Regions from separate parts of the Homo sapiens genome. Here region 1 is linked to region 2. A link is a loop called in an ENCODE intact Hi-C map of the cell type or tissue named here. Cell type or tissue: CD14-positive monocyte. All regions are shown on one strand. Each heading gives the region's core, and the rest is flanking DNA. Links, peaks and the distances in the headings are about the cores only.

Evidence for each region. Peaks named below come from ENCODE experiments on the same cell type or tissue, not always from the same donor. Only the 100,000 strongest peaks of a DNase experiment are listed, where the experiment ranks them.
Region 1: it touches region 2 in a loop (1.9-fold over the local background); 3 of 110 quality-filtered maps call a loop at or near these places.

Annotation. Positions count from the first base shown.
Region 1 is chr13:77,347,742-77,352,111 of GRCh38, reverse strand. No RefSeq gene overlaps it. Among named protein-coding and RNA genes, the nearest start is that of MYCBP2, 23 kb to the right of the region's middle. In CD14-positive monocyte, for the core only: no CTCF peak of the experiment used is centred there; a DNase peak (open chromatin) is centred at 2,541; H3K4me3 peaks cover 817 bases; H3K27ac peaks cover 2,491 bases.
Region 2 is chr13:77,297,661-77,302,060 of GRCh38, reverse strand. The region is part of intron 1 of MYCBP2 (MYC binding protein 2); the gene reads left to right. Among named protein-coding and RNA genes, the nearest start is that of MYCBP2, 27 kb to the left of the region's middle. In CD14-positive monocyte, for the core only: no CTCF peak of the experiment used is centred there; DNase peaks (open chromatin) are centred at 1,260, 1,740 and 3,480; H3K4me3 peaks cover 2,016 bases; H3K27ac peaks cover 3,575 bases.

The DNA of each region.
Region 1 (4,370 bases), core at 371-4,370, 50 kb before region 2:
TAATGATGTTTCCTATAAAAGATATAGTATGGATCCTTGAATTCTTTTATTTTTAAAATTTATTTGTCCATAGACTTTACTTTTGGGTTTAAATATTGGGGACAAATAAGCATCATATTCCTTAAATGCTGACTGGTCAACTAAAATTAAACAATTAGCGTATTTTATCATGTACGTGGTTATTAAAGAGTTCTAATTCAGGAGAGGTATAAATATAAGATGGTTTTGTTTTCTTTAATCAAACACACTTTGTTAATAACATCTTAGGCAGATTCCAGATTCCATAGGATGCAGTCACTTTTTTCTCAGCTTCCTCTCCCTCTAGTACAGGTTTGACCAGTAGCCAAAGACCCTAAATTGTGAAGAGAGGTATAGTCTGCTCACCCAGTTCCCTTTTTCCTTCTTCTTCAAAGTGTAGGTTCAATGGGGACAGGAGCGAGGAAAGAGGGATTGAGGCAAATTGACCAGGTGGAAAGATAGTTCTTTGTACATTAGTTCTTGTTATTGGACTGGTCATGAATACCCACTGTCCCAGGCATCCAAAACACTGGCTCTCTCATGTGGTGCCTGCGTGAGTTCTTTGGCAATGGTGAAGGACTTCTCCACCACACAGTTCCCTAAACTGTGGGAGACCTGGCTCCAGTTCAACCCCTTTAAGTCCCTTTTACTCACATACTCCCACCATCTGTGGGATACCCACAGTCTCCAGCTATTGGAGTCTCCTTTCCTGGCAGGAAGTGATCCTAAGTGGTATTCCGAGTAGATGGCTCAAATCCAGCTCTATTCCTTCCTTCTCACTGGACTCACAGAAACTCATATATCCTGTCCTGTTGGAAGATTGGTTGCATTAAGAGTTCCAGTTCTTTTACCTTCCTTATGTCCACACCCTTTAACATGACCTTGCAGACTCCTTCAGTAAAGATATGAAGTTTACTTTCCTCTTCCTCAAGTCTAGGCTTGCCTTTGGATTTCTTTGTCCCAAGATGATTTTATTTTCTTTAATTGATGCTGTTTTGGGGTTGAGGGATTTCTTCGGCCAATGGGTCATTAGCAAATAAGACACAAGCAGGAACTTGGAAAGTGTTGATGCAATTGGGCTTGCATGCTCTTGCTCACTGCCATCACCATGAGAAGGCCATGTTTGTGTTGACCCACTGATCCAAGATCTGAAATGCCAAAGCTATACTAGTTGACAAATTCCTAAGTCACTCAACAGCCATCACCCCTCAGAAAAATGAGTGAACCCAACCCAGATCAGCTGAAACTCTCAGATTTTTGAGTGCAATAAATGCCTGTTGTAGCCACCACAATTTCATTTTGTTTGTTATGGGACATTATTGTGGTAATAGATGATTTGTATACTCCATCTAATTGTGGTTATACAAGCTGGTCCATTCAATTTCTTCTTTCCATCTAGCCTTCTTTCCCTGATTCCCTTTTCCTATGCTCAGATAAACACAAGGGAAGAGCATCACGTTGACTGCCTAAGCAAATTGTCATGAACTTTGAAGACTCTGAAAGTTACTTGCAAGCTAAGCAGTTAGCAAGCCATAGCTCCAAGGATGCTGGTAAGAAACACAAGACTCCTAGGTCAGAGAAAAACGGTTTATTCACAGCAAGAGCAGTAGCCAGAGTATCATCAATTTTGTGCTGGCTCCTCAAGCCCCAGTTCCCAAAAGGAGTCATGAAGAGGTGCAGATGACACCTACACATGAAGTGAGCTGCATTTCAAGAAACTTTGAGCTTAGGGAACCCAAATCTTTTTTTTTTTTTTTTTGAGACAGAGTTTCACTCTTGTTGCCCAGGCAGGCTGGAGTGCAATGGGGCAATCTCAGCTCACCACAGCCTCCACCTCCAGGGTTCAAGCGATTCTCCTGCCTCAGCCTCCCAAGTAGCTGGAATTACAGGCACGCACCACCACGCCTGGCTAATCTGTATTTTTAGTAGAGGTGGGATTTCTTCATGTTGGTCAGGCTAGTCTCAAACTCCTAACCTCAGGTGATCTGCCCACCTTGGCCTCCCAAAGTGCTGGGATTACAGGTGTGAGCCACTGCACCCGGCCAGGAACCCAAATCTTTTAAGACAGGCACTCGGGGAGCCTAACTTTTGCTTAGAGGCAGGTGTCTTTATGATACTAGATAGCAAGCATGCATGCCCTTTGCTCTGGAGGGATACACCATCTCTAACTTTCAAGGCCGTGTGCTAGACAAACATCCTTGAAAAGACCAGAAAAGGTGGTCCATGCTTTGCTTGTAGGACATGTGGGTGTGTGAAATAATGTGGGTATGAGGAATTTTCTCTTAACACAGATGTCTTCCAGGAAACAGAATGACAGTCCCTTTTTCTAGTCAATTATTCCCAATGTTTAGAAGAGATTCTCTGGTTTCCTCCCCTCTCCCTCCACTTCCACTAGGCTGACAACTCCCAGCTCTTTCTCATTCTCTTGACTTTCAGGCTTCTTATAGAGACTGAGAAAGGATGATGGGCACCAGTCATTGCAGAACCAGATCTGTGGTCTCTAAGCAATCCCAGCCTTCAGTTAACAGGAAAAGTCCCTGTTCTGTTACAAATGAACCATATTGCTCAATATGTGTGTGGACAACAGACTGACTTAAGAAATAATGCAATCAGGCAGCAGATACTTGACAAAAACTCAGAGATGCCCAAATTTCGATGTACAGTATAGATGTGTACTATTGGAACTTGGCAGCAAATGCCATATGAATAAGTCTTGCAGAAATCTTAGGCAGAGTTCCTTTTAGGCTATTCCACATCTCACATAATATACAGCCTATGAGGCAAAAAACACTTAGACTCACCCAATAATAAATACCCTTTTTGTGAATGACATCTCAAAGTTAACAGGCAAGCCACAGATATTTGCAATATTGCAACCAATAAAGGATTGATATTCAAAATATTTAAGGATTCCTTAGTATCCATGAGAAAACAATGGGCAACTGTGATGGCCATGGAATTGCATTACCCAGATCTCCCTTCAAGAGAAACTGCTAAGGAAGAGCAGTTGGCAGATAGCTGCAACACCTCTGGATCCACTGTAGTGTTCATATCAAGGCCAGGTTCTCCAGGTCAGCTCCCAGAGAGCAACTGAACATGGCAAGCATCTAGGGTCTGACTATTCCCTCCCAATACCAGATTACTCTGACAGGTGTTCTTTATTCTGGGACTCCATATTGGTCCAGCTGAGACTTTCTCAGAGCTGCATTGCAGTGAGAGACTTTTACCCTGACACTCTTCCTTCTCTCTTTTCACAAGTGTCAAACATGCATTAAGGCCTGGAGGTTTTCCCTATCTACCCCAATCACATTTATCCTTCACAGGCATTCCCCCTAACCAACGTCTCTGTAGATGTCTATCTTGGTGCATCTGCTTCCTAGAGGACTCAGACTGACACAGGAACCCCATAAAAGACAGCAAAAGATTTGAACAGGGCAGGGCGGGGTGGCTCACGCCTGTAATCCCAGCTCTTTGGGAGGCTGAGGCTGGTGGATAACTTGAGGTCGGAATTTGGGACTAGCCTGACCAACACAGTGAAACCCCATCTCTACTAAAAAAAAAAAAAATACAAAAATTAGCCAGGCGTGGTGGCATGTGCCAGTAGTCTCAGCTATTTGGGAGGCTGAGGAAGACGAAGTTCTTGAACCTGGGAGGCAGAGGTTGCAGTGAGCCAAGATCACACTACTGCACTCCAGCCTGGGCAACAGAGCAAGACTCCATCTCAAAAAAAAAAAAAAAAAAAAAACTTGAACAAGTAATTCATAAAAAACAAAGCCCAAGCCCAAATTAGGTATACATAGATACACATACAATACACACACACAAAGGATGAAATGTGGGTTGAAAAAAATCTACCTCAATATATGAAACTGAGGATCAATTGAAGGAAAGAAAATGGAATTACAATTCAGAAAAGTAAGCCCCGTTGAAAAAAGTGGGGTTATTTATGGACCAAGCAAAGGACTATAAAGATCAGTGGTCCTGGTAATTGTAATGGTCTACATTTACTGAGCTCTTACTATGTGTTGAGCACTGCTCTGAGTTCCCATGCACAAACACAGGTACTACTATAACCTCTATTTTAGAGATGAAGACATTGAGGGACACAGATTAGCTAGTGTGTCCAAATTATTTTTAAAAAAATCCACTCAAGTTCTATTTAAAGGGTCATATATATACATGGTTTAGAGACTCTATTCTAAACGCTATTTAAAAATATGATGGGAAATGAAAATAGGAAGAAATATAGCATTCAACCACATTTTAATTTTGTGATCTTGGGCACATTTCTTTAGATGAGGAAACATTCAGTTTCCTCATCTAAAACATAGGGATAGTGCTGTTTAAATTTT
Region 2 (4,400 bases), core at 205-4,204:
CCACATGTCTCGTTCTCTGTTTGGTTCATCCCATTTTTGTTTCCGTGATTGAATTCTGTTATTTATTTATTTATTTATTTTTGGCCTGTTTGCAAGTCTGTGAAACCTGTTTTTCTGTAACTTACTCTGCTTTTAAAATCATATGAGAAGTTCTTAATTTCAGATGTTTATTTTTCAGTTTCAGAATGTCCACTTGGTTCTTTTTTTATAAATTATGTTGAAAATTGCCAATTGCATTATTTTACACATATTGTTAATCTCTGCATCTCAGGTACTTGCCTCCTAACGTTAATATCTGGGTTTTCTGTGAGTCTGACTAATTTTCTGGTTTTCTCTTGATTATGTGTCTGCCACATATTTTGCTTCTTTTGATGTCCCTTAATGTGTTTACTTAGTGTCCCCGAACTAGACTAACACTGTGTATGAATGAACATGATTTTCTTTCAGATCATGTGTTTTCTCCTAGAGAGGTGTGCTCTTTGCTGTGTCAGACAGATAGAATGAGGAGTTTGATTATCTCAATCCAGTGAGGGATTACATAGACCGCTCCCTCCCTCTACTAGGATTCTGTCTTCTTACGGAAGTTTTCTCTTCCCTTTTGACCCAGCCTCTTTTTTTTTTTTTTTTTTTTTTTTTTTGAGATGGAGTCTTGCTCTGTAGCCCAGGCTGGAGTGCAGTGGCGCGATCTTGGCTCTTGGCTCGTCACAACCTCTGCCTTCCAGGTTCAAGCGATTCTCCTGCCTCCGCCTCCCTAGTTGCTGGGATTGCAGGCGTGCACCACCATACCCAGCTAATTTTTTGCATTTTTAGTAGAGACGGGGTTTCACCATGTTGGCCAAGCTGGTCTCGAACTCCTGACCTCAAGTAATCTGCCCGCCTCAGCTTCCCAAAGTGCTGGTATTACAGGTGTGAGCCACCGCGCCCAGCCTTGACCCAGCCTCTCTATCATCCTTCAGTGTTCCAGTTACATTTCTGAGGAGATATACCACTGGGAAAGCTGTCTATGTATCTAGAGCTTTTCTAGATTCCAGTCTGTCATTTCAGCCCACATGGGCATCTAAAGCACTACTAGTCTCTTGTTTCCTTTATTAGAGTTCCTCTGCTTAAGCCAAGCTCAGTCCTTACTCATGCCCAAGCTCTGCAGTTACCCCCATGGAAGAACAAGCCAGTGGTCTCAGCTGCCTTGGAAGTGCTCTTCCACCTCTGGATTTTTTGTTCTTTTAGTCCTCATTGCTTCCACAGCTTTCTTACGTTGGTTAGTCTGGTCTTTGAAGCAGGCGCATTGGCCTGCCTCCTATCTAATCACTTACTTTAGGGAAGTGGAAGTCAGAAGTTTATCTTTATAAAAAGAAAAGGCAGATAATTTTAGGAGTGCTTATTTTTATAAGCATAGTGATGTTTTGAATAGTTTTATCTGTGTTGCATACTCATAGCTATAAAGCATTTTTTTCCTTTCTGATATGGGCCTGTTTATCAAAATATGCCCCAGATCTGGGGCGAGCAAACAAAGACCCACAGACCAATGAGGCCCAATTCTTGTTTTTATGTAGCCTGTGAACTAAAAGTGGTTTTTACATTTTTAAAAGGTTGAAAAGAAAATAAAAAAGGAAGAGAATGTTTTGTGAGCATTATGTGAAATTTGGAAGTTTTATTGTAATATATGCACACTCCTCTCTTTATGTGCTGCCGATGGCTGCTTTCGTGCTGTAACCATTGAGTAGTTGCAACAGAGATCTTGTGACTCACAAAGTGTAAAATATTTGCTGTGTGGCCCTTTGCAGAAAAAATTTCCCTATTCCTGCTTTACATCACAGGCTCAGGAATTTTTTATTTCTTATTACTAAGAGAAATTAAGCAAAAGATTGAAACCATTTTATTCCAGAAGTTCTGTAAATTTGGATTTATTAAAATCTTAGCATTTTAGAGGATTTACAAGGAACCTCAGTCTCCTTCATCTCTTTATTTTGCAAATGAAGCAGATTTGAGTGAAAGAGGTTTTAAAATTATGACTACATTTTTGGTATAAAGTATACTCAGTAATAAGCTGATAGAGAAACTATTGATCTATATCACTGAATAATTTGCAAAATTGATTTGTTCTTATATTGCAGAAGTATTTGATTTTTCTTAAGCAGTGTAGCTCTTAAGAAAATATTTTTGGAATTTTTAAAGTAAATATTTTAAGATAAATATTTAAGGCATGTTAATAGCCTTTTCCTTTTATTGTCAACCACAATTCTTTCAAATCTGATGGATATGAAGTTATTTTTGTGAGAAGACTGAAAGTCTTACAGGACCAATTCCAGACATTCTTCATTAAGCTTCGATTGATTTAGAATATAAAGCCCTAAATCATCAGAAATTCCAAGTTAAATTGTTAATGTGTAAGACTGGTTTTTAGAGTTTCTCTTTTATATTCCCATCCTCAGATATTGTGAAAGGTTTAAGCTTAGTTCTCAAATATAGAGATATAATGGTGTGTTATATTACTAGCAAATGGCATTTTTAAATTTTCCAATGTTGAATACAAATTTTGTTTATATAATTTTCAACTTATTACTGGCTCTTTTAGAAAACTTCTACCTCTTCCTCTGCAAACCAAATCAACAACAACAACAAAAAACACAGTAAAAGTAATTTATAATTAATTTGGGAATAGCTAGTTCTTGGATGGCCTGTACTTAAGAATTGATGGGTTCAGATTCATAAGAATTGTTACAACCAATTAAATGCCATCATGCATAGAAAGAAGTATTTTAGAAATGTACGTAAAGTCATTTGAACTTTAAAGAAGTTCCATTAGATAAAACAGACACAAACATTGGTCTCTAATTGGGAAAATTTGAGTCAGTTATAACTTGTCTTTAGGAAATCTATCTGAATTTGGATTTATATATTCTACTTCTCTGAAAATTGGTTTGGAATAAATTTTGATGCTTTTATAAGTTATATAGAAGGGGCTAACCTCTTAGTAGTTATGTATTCCTGTTGCTCAAATACCTGATTTCACTCAGGTAATCTTTAATATAAAGGAAAGTTGGTTTCCTAAATAGTATGAAGAATACGTATTGTGTTTTATTTATTTATTTGTTCATCTGATATTTATTGACCATCCCTGATGCTTCACATTGATGCAGGTGCTGAAAGTACACAGTTGAAATAGACATTCATCATGCCCTCACAATGCTAGTAGTTGAGTAGATTCTATAAGCAGGTATATGTATTTATGTTTAGCATTTGGCACTGTTAATCTTTCTCTTTCTCTTTACTTTTATGGCATACTATCTTGTGGAAATCTCATCCACATACATAGTTTCCATGACCTCCTTTGTACTAAAGTCTGTGCAAAATAATCCCAAGGATAACTCCTTAGTGGGCCTTTCTGGCTAGAGATGCTTTAAATGCACTCATGTCGATACCATAGATGTAGATACCTTATTTTAATCTCTGAGTAAGGCATGTAGCTGTAGCTCTCAACTTCCTCATTTCTCCCCTTCCTCACTCTTTCTCTTATACTTTCTCTTTCTCTTAAAATACTCGTTGAGTACTATATCCCAGGAACTTTTCTGGACAGAGGCTAGAGTAGTGAACAAGAAAGACAGGGCCCCTGCACTATTGGAGCTTTTAGCTTGGCGAGGAAGCAATACATTAAACAGTTCCATACATAATTACAGTTATTGGCTGTACAATGAAACATAAATATACGATGAATGAGAGTGTATATTAGGGAAACTCATCCAGTGTGGGGAGTTAGACTTAAGTGACACTTATGCTGAGACCTCGAAGATAAGTAGTGGTTAGCAGGAGAAGACGTGGTAGAGAATTTCAGGAAGAGGGAAAACCTTTGTGAAAGTTGTGATGAAGCTTAACAGGTTCAGACAACTGAAAGAATATCCTTCTTGCTGGAGTATGATGAATCAGGTGGAAAAGAATGCAAAATGAGGCAGGAGAGATTGATGGAGGTCAGTTATTGGAAGAGGATCTTTTAAACGATGTCGGTGCTTTTGGACTTTATCTTAAGAGAATTGAGAAGATACTGATTTTTAAGCTGGGGAATTATCCACTCAGGTTTGTGTCTTTAAAAGTTGAGTTAGGTTCCTATGTGAAGAATGGATTGAAGGGTATGGATGTGCAGAAATGAGTTAAGCTTTTGCAGTGGTCCAGGTAAGAGGTGGTGGTAACCTAGCTTATTAGCATTGCAGCAGTAAAGATGGTGTGGACAGATTCAATAACTGTTTATGAGATATAATTGACCAGATTTTGTGATTATTTTGATTTCAAGAGTGAAACTGAAGGCAATGTCAAGGATAACATTTTCATCTGCTTGTTACTCTTGTCTATTTGTTGACATTTTGGTATTTTGAAGTTACACATCTTCAAAATCAAACCCATTACTTTTT